2 separate regions of the Homo sapiens genome follow, and region 2 is linked to region 1. Evidence: chromatin loops called from intact Hi-C (ENCODE). Cell type or tissue: PC-3. All regions are shown on one strand. Each heading gives the region's core, and the rest is flanking DNA. Links, peaks and the distances in the headings are about the cores only. Region 1 overlaps LINC02507 (long intergenic non-protein coding RNA 2507). Region 2 has its middle 17 kb from the start of MIR548G.

The links. Peaks named below come from ENCODE experiments on the same cell type or tissue, not always from the same donor. Only the 100,000 strongest peaks of a DNase experiment are listed, where the experiment ranks them.
Region 2: a loop joins it to region 1, with 4 times the contacts of the local background. A loop is called at or near these places in 5 of 110 quality-filtered maps.

Annotation. Positions count from the first base shown.
Region 1 is chr4:147,573,866-147,582,203 of GRCh38, forward strand. The region is part of intron 3 of LINC02507 (long intergenic non-protein coding RNA 2507); the gene reads left to right. Among named protein-coding and RNA genes, the nearest start is that of LINC02507, 8.3 kb to the left of the region's middle. In PC-3, for the core only: no CTCF peak of the experiment used is centred there; a DNase peak (open chromatin) is centred at 4,296; H3K4me3 peaks cover 530 bases; H3K27ac peaks cover 3,510 bases.
Region 2 is chr4:147,357,961-147,366,298 of GRCh38, forward strand. No RefSeq gene overlaps it. Among named protein-coding and RNA genes, the nearest start is that of MIR548G, 17 kb to the left of the region's middle. In PC-3, for the core only: no CTCF peak of the experiment used is centred there; a DNase peak (open chromatin) is centred at 3,921; H3K27ac peaks cover 2,718 bases.

The DNA.
Region 1 (8,338 bases), core at 151-8,150:
GCACTCCAGCCTGGGCAACAGAGCAAGACTCCATCTCAAAACAAAAAACAAAAAACAAAAGAAAAACAAAAAAATAGAGAATAAAGAAGACACAGTTGTTCCTAGAATAACTTCCGTTTACTTTCAGCCAACTGGGAACAAATAAAATTCAGGCCAAATTATTTTTGTCATTTAGCTGCCAAGACAGACAGCACTGCCATACATAACTCCAAAAATGTGTTGTTTTCGTCCCTGTGTGTCACACTACTAGCAGCAGAGAGGGCTTCCCTCACAGCTTATTCTGTTATCTAGAACCAAAGATTCCAGGGCTACAAGTGATCTTTAAAAAATCATCTAGTTGGCTGGGCACAGTGGCTCACGCCTGTAATCCCAGCACTTTGGGAGGCTGAGGCAGGCCGATCACCCGAGGTCAGGAGTTCAAGACCAGCCTGCCCAACATGGTGAAACCCCATCTCTACTAAAAATACAAAAAAATTAGCCAGTCGTGATGGCAGGTGCCTGTAATCCCAGCTACTTGGGAGGCTGAGGCAGGAGAATTGGTTGAACCCAGGAGGTGGAGGTTGCAGTGAGCTGAAATCACACCACTGCACTCCAGCCTGGGCAACAAGAGCAAAACTCCATCTCAAAAAAAAAAAAAGAAAAAAAAATCATCTAGTCCTACCCCCTAACTTTCAGAAGAGAAAACCAAATCCAAAAAGGTTAAATTAATTGCTAAAAGTTGAATCTCTAGCTAGGAACTAGAATGCAAGTGCCCAGACCTTGTTGTAGTCCTGATGTTATATCGTCAATGGGATCGCTATGCTAATTTAAGCATTAAAAGCCTTCACACATGCACTGAATGGGTCCATCTACATATGGGAACTGACTTAAACATGTTTTTACTCAAGAGATTGTTGTTTCCCACAGCTTTCCTTTATAACAACTATTCCATGACAACTAAAGAATTGATGATAGATATACAAGATAGAGTGAATGTGATGGTTAATTTTTTTTTTTTCCGAGACAGAGTCTTACTTTGTCACCCAGGCTGGAGTGTAGTAGCATGATCTCAGCTCACTGTAACCTCCACTTCCCGGGTTCAAGCAATTCTCCTGCCTCAGCCTCCCAAGCAGCTGGGACCACAGGCGTGCACCAACACACCAGGCTAATTTTTTTTATTTTTAATAGAAACGGGGTTTCACCATGTCGGCCGGGCTGGTCTTGGACTCTTGGCCTCATGTAATCCGCCTGCCTCGGCCTCCCAAGTTACTAGGATTACAGGTGTGAGCCACTGCACCCAGCCTAAATGTGATGGTTAATTTTATGTATCAACTTTACTGGGTCATAGGGTGTCCAGATATTTGGTCAAACATTATTCTGGGTGTTTATGTGAGAGTGTTTTTTGGTGAGATTAACATTTAAATTGATAGGCTAAGGAAAAATTACCCTCCCTAATGTGAGTGACCCTCACCTAATCAGTTAAAGGGCCTGATCCGAATAAGAAGGCTGACCCTCCCCCAAGTAAAATAATTCTTTCCGCCTGGCAATCTTCAACATGGGACACTGGCTTTGTTTCTGTTTTGTTTTGTTTTTTTTAGATGGAGTTTCCCTCTTGTCGCCTAGGCTGGAGTGCAATGGCATGATCTCCACTCACTGCAACCTCCGCCTCCAGGGTTCAAGTAATTCTCCTACCTCAGCGTCTTGAGTAGCTGGGATTACAGGTGCACACCACCACGCCCAGCTAATTTTTGTATTTTTAGTAGAGACGGGGTTTCACCATGCTGGCCAGGATGGTCCTGAACTCCTGACCTCAGGTGATACGCCTGCCTTGGCCTCCCAAAATGCTGGGATTACAGGCATAAACCACCATGTCTGGCTGACACTGGCTTTTCTCCTGCCTTAAGACTCAAACTCAAACTCCTGGATGTTGAGCTTGCTGACCTTTAGACCAGAATTACACCATCAGCTCTCCTGGTTCTCAGGACTTTAGGTTTGGGCTGAAACTAAAGCATTGGCTCTCCTTGGTGTCTGAAAAATGTCCTCCCTTATGACTTTCTCCCTTACCTTCTTCATTCACCTCTACTCTCAGATATCACCTTGGCTGACTGACCTCTCCCCACAAGATCTTGGGATTTGCCAGCCTCCATAATTGCATAGGCCAACTTCTTATAACTAATGTTTCTCTAAAGAATGCTGACTGAAACAGTGACATAGTCATGTGCAGTCTTATGTTCTAATATAGTCTTCCTATTAGAGATAAAATTAAAAAAAAAATTCTGACTCTCCTGTGTTTCAAAATGCACCTTGATTTTTTGTTTTCTTTCTTTCTTTTTTTTTTTTTTTTTTTTTAAGATAGAGTCTCACTCTATCACCCAGGCTGGAGTGCAGTAGCACACTCACAGCTCACCACAGCCCCGGCCTCCAAGGCTCAAACAGTCCTCCAACCTCAGCTTCCTGAGTAGCTGGGACCACAGGAAGGCACCACCATGCTCAGCTAATTTATTTATTTTTTGTAGAGATAGAGTCTCCCTATGTCACCCAGGCTGGTCTTGAACTCCTGGACTCAAACAATCCTCCTGCCTCGGCCTATCAAGGTGCTGGGATGACAGGCATGAGCCACTGCGCCTGGCCCAAAAGGCACTTTCAAAGTAATTTTATTAGATTTTTCCAGCTGCTAATACAAATCATTTGGTAGCACCACCATAGATCAGACACATTAAAAAACAAAGAATAAGTGTGAAATCCCAAAAGTGATCACCAATATGAACACTACAATATTCTAGTTGTTTTCTATTGAATTAGGAGATTGAGTTCCTGCACTGGTAAATTTTATTACTAGATCATAAGTCCTCTGGGAAAGCAGGTCAGCTTAGGGTATGGGAAGAGAAATCAGAGTCTGATAAAAAACAGCAATAATCAGCATTTGTTTGGTGTCTACTGTACGCCAGGCACTTTGCAATTATTCATTCATCCAACAGATATTATTGAGCACTTTTTATGTTCCTGACATTGTTCAAGGCTCTGGAGATACAGCCATGTTAAAACAGATTTGATTTCCTGTTCTCATGGAACTTACAGTTTAGAGAAGGGAGACAGACAAGTAACAAATGTTATAGAGAAAAATTAAGTAAGGTAGTGCCAGGTAAAATAAGTTCTAATTTTCGTCAGAGTTGTCAGGGAAGGTATTACCAAAGCCAAGGTGACATTTGAGAGTAGAGCTAACCAGATGTGGTGGCTCATGCCTGTAATCCCACTGTTTTGGGAGGCTGAGGCAGGCAGATTGCTTGAGCGCAGGAGTTTGAGATCAGCCTAGGTAACACAGTGAGACCCTATTTCTACAAAAAATACAAAAAATTAGCTGGGCATGGTGTTGTGCACCTGTAGTCCCAGCTACTCAGGAGGCTGAGGTGGGAGGATCACCTGAGCTCCGGAGGTCGAGGCTGCAGTGAACTGAATTGTGCCAAAACACTCTAGCCTGGGCAAGAGTGAGACCCTGTCTCAAAAGAGAGAGAGAGAGAAGAGAGCTGAATGAAGGAGGTGAGAAAACAAATTTCATATGGGGGAACATTTTTCAGACATGGGAGCAAGCAAGTACAAGGGGCCTACTGCAGATGGATGTTTGTGTGCTCAAAGAACAGCAAGGAAGCTAGGAGGGCTGGAGCAGAGTTCAGCAAGGAGACAAGTCATAGAAGAAGATAGGTCATAGAAATAGCAATGGACCAGATTATGCAGTCATAAGCATCTTTGAGACAGATAGTAATGTTAACATAAATGAGATAACTGGGATTCAGAGAGGTTTGCAATTTTCCCACCATAACTCAGCCTGTTGGAACCTGGCTTAGACCTAGGTATATGAGTCTAGAGCTCTTTTTTTCTTTTCTTTCTTTTTTTTTAGACACTGTCTCTGTTGCCTGGCTGGAGTACAGTGGCGCGATCTCGGCTCACTGCAACCTCCGCCTCCCAGATTCAAGTGATTCTCCTGCCTCAGCCTCCCGAGTAGCTGGGATTATAGGCACATGCCACTATGCCCGGCTAATTTTTGTATTTTTAGTAGAGATGAGCTCTTAATCTTCCCACTTCATTATGTTATCTTTCTCCAGAAAAAGCTTAAATCCTCTCTGATGGTTTTGTATATCCCTAGTATAGTGCTTACAGTAAATATTTGCCTTTTCTTTTTTACTAGCCAACATCACGTATCCTTCCTTTGTGGCGAGAAATCCCCATTGTGTCCGTCTTGGTTTGTCATAGTGAAATCATGTGGTTTCATATTCCTTCTTCCCAGTCTAGGCAGCTAGGGTGAGGGCATGGGATCTGAGTCAACTCGATGCCCCTTTCCTAGACTGAAACTTGAGAATGTAGTGCAAAGATGCAGGGTCAGGTGGCCACATGAGTCATCTGGCAATGCTGGTGGAGAGCATCTAGCAGGGCAATGGCAGCAGTGGCATCCTGACCGGAAGTGCCTGCAGTATGACCTTGGAGGTATTCCTAGAATCCTCCACTTTTCTTGGCCTGGTTTCCATCATTGCCAAATATTCTGTGACCCAAAAAAGTTGAGGGAGCACCTTCAGCTCCAATTATGTACTCTTGCTGAGAAAAATTGTGTAAGACTTCGGAATGCGGAAAAAAAAAGATTACTTTTTTCTCTGAAGATTTATTTTCTTTTCTAGAATGTTCTATACAGCATACTCTTCCCATGATATTGCTACCTTTTATTGTATTTCAACTATTTTACAACTCTATAATTTGTAGAGAGCCAAAAATAATACAAATGTTTCTTGTCCATACAAATGCAAATTAGTTGTATTGGAATGCAATTGATTATCACCTGTGGATAGATCAATGTTACATATGCCTTCAAATTCATGTGAGCTTTTTTTTTTTTTGAGACACCATCTGGCTCTGTCACCCAGGCTGGAGTGCAGTGGCCTGGTCACAGTTCACTGCAGCTTCGACTTCCCTGGCTCAAGTGATCCTCCCTCCTCACCCTACAGGCATGCACCACCGTGCCCAGGTAATTTTTTCTATTTTCTGTAGACACAGAGTGTGACTATGTTGCCTAAGCTGGCTCAAGCAATCCTCCCACCTCTGCCTCCCAAAGTGCTGGGATTACGAGCCACTGCACCCAGCACACTTTAGTATTTTTTATCTTCTTACATATGTGTATGGTACTTTAAATTCTACTTTCAACCTGTTGTAAGTTTTTACTGGTTCTCTCAATAGTTAATGATTTAAATAAAATCTATGCCAAGTCACATTTACTTATCCATTTAAGCATTCTTTATCTGCTTATATGTATGTATGCAGTACTTTGAATTCTTTCAACCAGTAACATTTTATGGGTTCCCTCAACAATTAGTGAGTTAACCAAAATTTGTTACATGTATTCATTTTATATTTATATCAGATGCATGATATAAACATTCACCTTTTAAAAATATTAGCCTTTTAAATCATTATATAAAGAAGATGCCTGCACTCACATGTTTATTTCAGCACTGGTCTCAATAGCAAAGTCATGGAATCAACTTAAGTGCCTATCAATGGAAGACTGGATAAAGGAAATGTGGTATATATACATCATGGAATATTATGCAGTCATAAAAAAGAATGAAGTCATGTTCTTTGCAGCAACCTGAATGGAGCTAGAGGTCATTATCCTGAGTGAAATAACTCAGAAACAGAAAATCAAATACCACATGTTCTCATTTATAAGTGGGAACTAAACAACAGGTACACATGGCCATAAAGATGGAAATAATAGACACTGGGGACTGCAAAGATGGGGAGAAGGGGAGAAGGATAAATGTCAAAAAAAATTATAACCTATTGAGTACAATGTTCACTATTTAGATGATGGGTACCCTAGAAGCCTAAACCTCACCATTACACAATGTATCCATGTAACAAACCTGCACATGCACCTCCTGAATCTTAAAATAATAATAATAATAATAATAATGTAAAAATAAATTTTTAAAAATTAGCCTTTAACAATAATGAACAGGAAAAAAAATCACATCATGGTTCTGTCTTCAGCTCAGAGGTCTCCCCTCTCACCTCCACCCACCACACACAGCCATGTACTTCATGGAACAGGAGACAAGGGCTCACCTTAGTTCTGGCCTTAACCAATTTGCTAATTCACATAGCCTCCATGGGCTTCAGTTTGCTCATCTTCAAAATGAAGAGGATGGCTTCAACACTCTACTATTTGTATTAGTCCATTCTCACACTGCTATAAAGAAATACCTGAGGCTGGGCACGGTGGCTCACGCCTGTAATCCCAGCACTTTGGGAGGCCAAGGCAGGTGGATCACCTGAGGTCAGGAGTTCGAGCCCAGCCTGGCCAGCATGGTGAAATCCCATCTCTACTACGAATACAAAAATTAACCAGACATGGTGGCATGTGCCTGTAATCCCAGCTACTCAAGAGGCTGAGGCAGGAGAATCGCTTGAACCTGGGAGGCAGAGGTTGCAGTGAGCCGAGATCATGCCATTGTACTCCAGCCTGGGCAACATGAGTGAAACTCTGTCTCAGAAAAAAAAAAGAAAGAAAAAGAAAAAGAAAAGAAAAAGAAACATCTAAAACTGGGTAATTTATTTAAAAAAAAAAAAAAGAGGGTTAATTGGCTCACAGTTCTGCAGGCTGTACAGGTTCCAGGGAGGCCTCAGGAAACTTGCAATCATGGTGGAAGGCAAAGGGGAAGCAGCCAACGTCTTACACAGCCAGAACAGGAGGAAGGCAGGGGAGATGACACATTCTGTAAAACAACCAGCTCCTAAGAGCACTTACTCACCACCACAAGAGCAGCACTGAAGGGGAAATTTGCCCCCATCATCCAATCACCTCCCACCAGACCCCACCTCAACATTGAGGATTACAATTCAACAAGAGATTTGGATGGGGACACAGATTCAAACCACATCACTATTCAACTCAGCTCTGCTTCCTTCTGATTTACTGTGTTACCTACCCTATGTCCTTTCCCCACACTATCCCTTGTGAGCTTCTCTTTCCTTTTTCCTGATACTCCTGTGTTTACTTCTCTTTATTTCACCTTCCAACATACCATGTCCTATTTTCCTACTCTTACTTTCTCAACGTTTAGCTCCTCTGTATTCAGCTTCCTGTCTCCCCACCTCCCAAAACACACACACACAACACACACACACACACACGAATACAGAGCTCTTTGTGGGAATCAAACGACTATAAAAAAAACTTGTACTTATTATAGGATTACATGGAAAAAACAAGTAATTTCCACTCAGATTTGCCCTCAATCCCTCCAGAGAAACTACCTCAAAACAAAATAAACAAGTGCTTTACTAAAAAACAAACTAGTAGAACAAACAAACCACTTTGATCCCACTGTTCAGTTTAACCCAGAGGTAGATAATAGCACAAGTAATGTGCTTTCTTTTTATTCCTCCATGATTTCTCTTGCCAGAAGCACATTCAGACCCTCAGCCTTCCCCAGAGGGGCACATCCGTGCTTACTTTTTGTTTTCCGTGGATGCTATGGTTTGAACGTTCCTCCTTCAAAATTTATGTTGAAACTTGACCCCATCATGGTAGTATTGAGAGGTGGGGTTTTTGGGGAGGTGATTAAATCATGAGAGTTCCATCCCTGTAAATGGACTAATGCCTTATAATATGGCTAAAGGCCCCATTTTGCCTTCCACCTTCTGCCATGTGAGGACATAACAAGAAGGCCCTAACCAGACACCAGATGCCAGCACCTTGTTCTTGACTTCCCAAGCTCCAGAACTATGAGAAATAATTCTCAATTGCTCATGAATTACCCAGTCTGTGGCATTTTGTTATAGCAGCACAAATGGCTACAGAAGTCCACTCAGGCCTGTGTAGTAAGACTCAGGGTGTTTTATTATTTCCTTGTGCTTCCCACAACACACCAAGCATCTGCAAAGTCAGCCTCCCTTACAGAATCTGCTGTTACGAAATGCTTTTATGTATATTTTTTTACTCAGTTTAGTTAAGAGTTCAGATGATAACTTGTCTACCCAAAGTAATGACTCAGTAAGAAAGCCAAATTAGATTCTCCCAAGAGTTGTTACCCACATTGTTGGTCAGTGTGATGTGATTTCTAAGGTTTCTTACAGCTCATAAAATGTCTTGGGGTGTTAGGAGGTTGTAGGAATTGTGTCAAACAAAGAAGGCAAGAGAAACTTCCAGGCCAAAGAAATGCATGTGCAAAGCATGGACTCTTCAAACGGCCCCAGAATTCTGGGGATGGGGATTAAGTAGTTCAATGTGGTAGCAGTAAGAGGACTGTGTAGAATGGAGGACAGGAGGAAGATAAACGCTTAGGAGGGGACAAGTCTTTAAAGATAAGAG
Region 2 (8,338 bases), core at 92-8,091, 220 kb before region 1:
AGCCGCGACCCTGTCTGGGAGGTGAGGAGCGTCTCTGCCCGGCCGCCCTGTCTGAGAAGTGAGGAGACCCTCCGCCTGGCAGCCACCCTGTCTGGGAGGGAGGTGGGGGGTCAGCCCCCGCCAGGCCAGCCGCCCCGTCCGGGAGGGAGGTGGGGGGTCAGCCCCCCACCCGGCCAGCCACCCCGTCTGGGAGGTGAGGGGCGCCTCTGCCCGGCCGCCCCTACTGGGAAGTGAGGAGCCCCTCTGCCCGGCCAGCCGCCCCGTCCGGGAGGGAGGTGGGGGAGTCAGCCCCCCGCCCGGCCAGCCGCCCCGTCCGGGAGGGAGGTGGGGGGGTCAGCCCCCCACCCGGCCAGCCGCCCCGTCCGGGAGGTGAGGGGCGCCTCTGCCCAGCCACCCCTACTGGGAAGTGAGGAGCCCCTCTGCCCAGCCACCACCCCGTCTGGGAGGTGTACCCAACAGCTCATTGAGAACGGGCCATGATGACAATGGCGGCTTTGTGGAATAGAAAAGGGGGAAAGGTGGGGAAAAGATTGAGAAATCGGATGGTTGCTGTGTCTGTGTAGAAAGAAGTAGACATGGGAGACTTTTCATTTTGTTCTGTACTAAGAAAAATTCTTCTGCCTTGGGATCCTGTTGATCTATGACCTTACCCCCAACCCTGTGCTCTCTGAAACATGTGCTGTGTCCACTCAGGGTTAAATGGATTAAGGGCAGTGCAAGATGTGCTTTGTTAAACAAATGCTTGAAGGCAGCATGCTCGTTAAGAGTCATCACCACTCCCTAATCTCAAGTACCCAGGGACACAAACACTCTGCCTAGGAAAACCAGAGACCTTTGTTCACTTGTTTATCTGCTGACCTTCCCTCCACTATTGTCCTATGACCCTGCCAAATCCCCGTCTGCGAGAAACACCCAAGAATGATCAATAAAAAAAAAAAAAAAGAAAGAAAATAGATTTTCAACAACCCTATCAACAAGCCAGTCACGAGAGACCATATGTTGTATATTTCTATTTATGTGAAATGTCCAGACTAGGTAAATCCACAGAGGCAAAAAAGTAGATTAGTAGTTGGCAAGGGCTGGGGGTGGAAAGTGGGAAGAATAGGGGACAATAGGAAGTGACTGCTAATGGGTATGAGGTATCTTTTTTAAGTGATGAAATATTCTAAACTTAGATTTTAGCAATAGTGCAAAATTCTGTGCATATAATAAAAAGCATTGAATTATATACATTAAATGAGTGACATGTATAGCATATAAATTATGTCTCCTGTATTAGTCTGTTCTAATACTGCTATGAAGAAATACCTGAGCCTGGGTAATTTATAAAGAAAAGAGGTTTAATTGACTTACAGTTCCGGATGGCTGGGGAGGCCTCAGGAAACTTACAATCATGACAGAAAGGGAGTCAAACACATCCTTTTTCACATGGCGGCAGGAGAGAGAAGTGACGAGCAAAGGGGGAAGCCCCTTATAAAACCATCAGATCTTGTGAGACTCACTCACTATCATAAGGACAGTATGTGGGTAACCACCCTCACGATTCAATTATCTCCCACCGGGTTACCTCCCCCAACACATGGGGATTATAGGAACTACAGTTCAAGATGAGATTTGGGTGGGAACACAAAGTCTGACCATATCATCCCCATAACACTTTTTTAAAAATATCCTCTCAGAGGTTTAGTTTCCTAGAGCTGCTCAATATATGGATGGGTCAATAAAATCCAAGTGAGAGGGAGCCTTAAGATGAATCGCCTTTGCCTTACCCTGCTCTTTCTTTGGCAGTGATGTTTGTTGAATTTCTGTTTCCCTCTCTGCTTTCAGCCCATGGACTTGGAGTTGTGTTTCTCCATCAGTTCACTAACTTTGCTTTGAATTTCTGGCTCTCCTTAAAGTAACACCCAGTCCCCCTGTTCGAATGTCCACTGATCACTGACCCTGCCTCCTGGGTCTCATGCAAAGTCTGACACCTGAACACATTTTGGCATCCTTGATCAGCACACTCCTGGACTTTGTCAAGTGGAGTGTCAGTCTCCTCCCAGAAATGCTAGGTTAGAACCAAGGTGGGGACTCTGACGGACCTCAGGCCACACTCTTCAAGCAAAGAAGACTTGGCTTGATCTTGTGACAGCCACTTGTATTTAAATGAGATGCTGGGAAACATATGGAGACCTACACAAGGGAATACCCAAAAGCTTCTTGGGCATTACACTGACCTACATAGTATACGGTTTTCCATTTGGGCTGAGTCACACTGCCCCTGATCAGGATAGATGTTATAGGGAGATGGAACAGAAGGCAGGGAGTTCATAGCAGTACTATCTGGTACCCCAGCATCAGGGATGTCCCCAGCTTCCCGTGATATTCATGTAGGCCCTGGAAGCACCGCTTCATATAGTGATTGTTTATTTAATGTCCAAGTTTGGAATGGCTTAGAAAAAGAAAAAGACCTAAGAGCTTATATGATGTCATGGAAAGATAGAAGTCAGACATGTGGTTTTCTTGGGTTCTTCAGCTTTTCCCAATTTTCTCCACCCCACATTCAGAGCTCTATTTGCCTTCATCTGCAGAATCTCTGTAGGAAGCAGTTTTGAAAGGCACTGCTGAGTCACTGAGTTGTACTGTGGTCTGACTCTCTGATACTTTAAATTCTGATTTGAAGAAATTGCTTGAAAGCACTGATATCTTTTTCTCACCGCTGGCAAATGGCAAAGTTTTCACTGAGTGAAAAGCAATGTTTCGTAAGTGAAAAATATAAGAATCAATTTGTCCATCATTCCATTATCCTGCCCAAACACTTAACAATTAAGGGACAGGCCAGAAGGCTTCAGTTAATTACATAAAAGGTTTTTTTTGTTGTTTGTTTTTAAGTTAGGTTTAAAGAGTCCATGAGCTGCTGACAGTCTAAGAAAAATTCTTTCAGGCATTTAGCTGGAAGTTGTCACAGTTTGAATGGATGGTTTATTCAAAATGAAGATTAAATTTCTTTATAGCAATTCTAATTTCATGGAACTTTAAATCTTAAAAAATTTAATGAAACACCCTAATCTTATAGAAAATAAAAGTAGGAGCCAGTGAATAGAAGTGACTTTCCCAAGTTCCCATAGCTAAATATATGGCAAAACTAGGAATAGAAGGACCCAGGTCATCAGACTGTGGAAACAGGGCCCTATTTTACTTCAGGATGTGCCAATAATTTATGATGATGTGAATCTTCTGAAACTTATACATGATTCAAAGACACTGGGGAGGTGGGAAAAAATGGATTTGGAAGGGATGAGGAAGAATAAGAGGATCAAATAGCATCTTTATTCAGGCTCCCTGCAATGGTTGAAACAGAGAATATTGTAAAGAATATTACATGCCTTCCTGAATCAAAAGTAGCACAGCCCTGCTGGCAGCTAAGGAAGCAGGGTAATAGAAATCCCAACACCTCCACACTCAGCGCCTGGAAAATGAGAACCTAAAGCTTACTGTATTAGGATAAGGACAAGCCCAAAATCAATCATGACCCATGCCAGCCTTAAACAGTTACCATAATCTCTTACACTTGTGTATTATTCTCTTATATTAAAATAAGAATCCTAGTTGTATGCATTTATATTTGATATATAAATATACATTTGCCCTTAAAGGGTCATCTACTATAAAGGAAATTTTTTTAAAGAATTGCAAGGAAGAAATACAGTACGTTACATTTCATTAAACCATTCTCCTGATTTTCTGGAGATCTGACCTAATTTCTCTTTAGGCCTATTAGAAAATGACATCCTTCCATTGGCAGAAACTGTCTAATTACTTTTTGTTATGAGCTATTTCCAACATTGCTGATCTGCAATTCTACAGAGCACTTTCATGAGGGCAGAGGGCAACTGTGAGTCATAGAGACTCTGGGAGGAAAGCAGAGCTCTTTGTCTGAATAAGGAAAAGTTCAGTTGTTCCTTAGGTTTCGGGCATATCAGCTATTGCTGTCATTGGGAGTGTTTCCCAGAACTGAAAGTGAGCCTTTTAGAAAGGTTTGACATCAGGCAAGTGCTCTCTGGGGCAGGAGAGCTGCACTTTTCAGTGATAAGTACAAAGCCTAGGTTCCCTGATGAATAACAGCTTGATGATACTGGGTTAAGTTACTGAACTTCTCTATGAAATTACATCAGCCATACCATTAGGTTGTTTGGACCATTCAATGAAGTAAATACATAAATGTACATAGCCCATCACCTGCATAGATTATATCTTCCATAAGGAATAGTTGCCTTCCTTCCTCTTGGCTAAGGGAATTGGAGGTCTGGCTATACTGTTGGAGAGAAGAGTTGTACCACAAACAGACTCCACTGAAACCATGTGGACTTTGGGAAGACTGGGCCCAAACCATAGCTCAGAAAGAACATTTGGTGAAGGAGCCCAGGTCTATCCAACATGACAGCCACTCTTCTTCATGGTCTAGCCTAGTGCTATTCAAAGTGTGGTCCTTGGCCCAACTGTATCGATATCATCTCAGACCCTCTAAATCTGGATCTCTGGAGTAGGGCCCAAGAATCTGTGGTTCTACCAGCTCACCAGGTGATTCTTTTGCAGGCTCAAGTTTGAAAAACACTGCTTTAGAGAAAGTGTTCCTAGCAAACCCAAGAGGACAGGAAGACATGGACCAGGGTAACAATCAGATTTTCAGGGGCTCAAGCCAAGGAGGTTTTAAGAAAAGGTGTAACAAATGACTGCTAGGAAGCCTCTGGGAAAAACCTTTAGGAATCATGTAACAATTGTCAATTTTATAAACACTTTCGTTCACTTAGCAAACATGAATCCACATGCGCTTATTAATCTTCTAACCAGAAGTAAGCCACTGAGTTTTTCACAAATTGGCTGGACAGGCTGATTCCCAAGACAAGAAGAGATCATCCACAAAATCCTTAAATAAAAAGAGCCTAAGTGCTCATTTTTGGTGACAGCAAGCAAAGAGGGAGATGGGAAGACAGCATTTTACTCAGTAGTCAGTCGTAGGAGGAAAAGAACCAGGGAATGGAAGCAGTCCAAATCCCTAAGGCTTTCAGAAAGCAGGGGGAAAAAATAAAAGCTAGACATGGGACTGAAATCCAGAGGTTGAGACATGACCCATCAGGCACATAACTGGCAGGAAGCCCAGCAGCGAGGCTCCCTCTTAGGAACTAAGCATCTGCCTGTTTTCACGTCTCTGCAACATACTAAATTATCTGTTAGCAAGTAGTTGCAGCATCCACAAAGATCAGGGACACAGGACACTTAGAAAATTCAATTGTGTATGTAAATATTTACCTAGCTACTTCCTTGGAGTCTACAGACCTGTGACATTTTATTGGCAGACAGACTTTATGATTTCAGCGTGCCAGTGTATTTTATCAGAAATAAGTGAAAAAAAAACTCAAAACAACTTGGAAAATAGAGATGTTCAAGTCAAGGTTTATCCACCAATGCCTCTGAAACTGGAGGGGCTTCAGTGCAGACCTTTAATCCACAATGCCTGATTCTGAAGTGGCATGTCTGTGTAAGAGAATTTAACATCCTAAGGATCCGCCAGCCTCTTCTATTTAAAGTCAGGGCCATTGATCCCCTTTTTGGGTTGACCCACACCCCACCAACCCTCAGGATCTGGATGCCATATAAACATTAACCAGAAGAAATCAGTTGCGTATCTCAGGTAGATTTATCTTCTAGGTAATCTTATTCCTAGACATGCTTTTGCTTTTAGTTTCATTATATTTACTTTGCCTTTGCCCTGCTCTTGTGGCCAGTGCCCTCTTTGTGTTTTATCATGAACCTGCTATGTGCCCACCTCAAAGCTGGACACTGTGGTTCAAACATTTCCTTCAGGAAGCCACTAGTCCACTTCCTGTTAGAAAAGATTCTGAACTTCTTTCCCAGATAAGTTGAAGAACCTGTTTTCTGACCTGGTTAGAAATTGAAAACTCAATCGAAAGATTGGCAAAGAAAATTGTGGAAATCTATGAAAGTAGAAAAAAATGAAAAATACAAGAGAAAAGAAAAGAAACTTGAAGGACCAGTACCGAGAATATAATATCTGAACAAGCAAGTTTCATGAAAAAGAGGACAAAAAACATTGAGGGAGGAAATCATCAATTAAAAAATTTAAGAGAATTTCCTAGAACTGAAGAACATTGGTCAGAACGTCAAGATGGATGGAAACAGAGTCACACCCAGGCACATCACTGAGAAATTTCAGAACACTAGGGGTAAAGGGAAAAACAAACACAGTTCCAGAGAGAGGGGGGAAAATCGTATGCAGAGGAACCAGAAAGTGAAATAACTTCTAAAGATACAAAAAACAACAGAAAACTAGAAATTAATAGAGTAATGCCTTCAAAATTCTGAAGGGAAATTATTTTCAATCTAAGTTTCTATAAACAGCCACACCATTATTCAAGTGTCAAAGCAAAATACAGCTATTTTCAGATATTCAAGGGCTCAAAAAAATTTGCTAAAGTGATGAAGGTCTTCAGGCTCAAACAGTGAAAAGTACAATTATAAATAAGCAAATTTAAAATAAGACAACCCCAGGGAATACAGAAAGTTATGTGGGGAAGGAAAAAAATATATACATGTGCATGGTTCATCTGTGAATAAGGTACAGAGGTAATAATAACATAAACCTGTCTACTGGTCTAACCAAAGTTACAAGAGGTCAGGGGAATAGGAAGAAGGATTGTGAGGTATTTGGGATGAGTGTGTGTGTGTGTGAGTGTATGTGTGTATGTGTGTGTGTGCGTGTGTGTGTGTTGTGCAGAAAGAGGAGGAAAAGAGCTGAAATCATCATCTTCCAATGTGGGAAGTCAATAGATAATGTCTAAAACTGGAGGGAAAGATATTGAGGAATAGAAATAGTAAGATATGGGGCCCAGGCGTGGTGGCTCACACCTGTAATCCCAGCCTTTTGGGAGGCTGAGGTAGGTGGATCACTTGAGGTCAGCAGTTCAAGACCAGCCTGGCCAACGTGGCATGGTGGCACACACCTGTAATCCCAGCTACTCGAGAGGCTGAGGCAGGGGAATTGCTTGAGCCCAGGAGGCAGAGGTTGCAGTGAGCTGAGATTACACCACTGCATCCCAGCCCAGGTGACAGAGCGACACTCTACCTCAAAAGCAAACAAACAAATAAACAAATAAATAGTGAGATATTATTCAGAAATATGGAATAAAATGCAAACATCAAAAATCACCTAGGAGTTATAAGTATTTGCTTCTGCAGAAAGACAGGGAGGCAAAGCGACATGAAAGTATTGTTTTTCATTACTAAGTTTTAGAGCTTTTTGACTCCTAAATGTATGGACAATTATAATATTGACTAAAATAAGCAGAGGAGACTGAGGCCCAGCCCTGCTAATAAACAGGAGGGTGGTTAAGACATGGTGTCTGAAGTTAGATCACCTTAATTCACATCCTGGTTTTGTCCCTGACTAATTATATGACCTTGAGTATTTTAACCCCTATAAACCTCTGCTCCCTCAACTTCAAATGGGGGTTGTAAAAATATTTACATCAGAGAGTTGCTTTGATGTTTAAATGGTAAAAGGACTAGGAAGCGATTAGCAGTGCCTGGCATATTATAAGCATTCTTCCTTTCGTCCAACAAATATTGAGGATGTCGTCTATGCATCAGGCACAGCTGCAAGCATTTGGGATTTATCAGTGAATATAAAGTATTTCTGTCCTCATGGAACTTAGTAGAAATTAATGGGGAGAGATAGACAAGAAACAATCAACATAATACTAAGTGAATGATACAGTACATTGAAAAATGGCCAGTGATGCATGCTATGGAGTGAAAAGATCAGGGAAAGGGATATCAGATTGCTGGCAAGGGGAGGCAGGTAGTGCCTGCAAATTTTACCTACATTGGTCAAGAAAAGGCCTGGTGAGAAAGCAACATTTGAGCAAAGACTTGAAGGAGCTAAGGGACCAACAAGTGAAATATTTGGGAGGAGCATTTGTAGGCAGAGGAATAGGTAACTCGAAGCCTCTAAGGTGGCCATGTGCATGGCCTGTTTGGGAAAGAGTCACAAAGCTGGTGTGGATGGAGCCAAGTGAAGGAAAAGTAGCAGGAGACAAGGTCAAAGGGGAACGGGGCACCAGAGAGAGCAAGAAGAGCCTTGAAGACACGAGCAGGATACTGAATTTTACTTAGAGCAAAACAGGGAGCCAGGACTTGACAAAACAGGTTGCAGGGACTTGAGCAGGCTGATATGATCTGATTTGCCAGCTCCTGTTTTAGAGATAGCGCATAGGCAGGAATAGTGGGAGCCAGGAGAGCTGCACAGCAGGAGGTGCCCACAGTGTTCCAGTAAGAG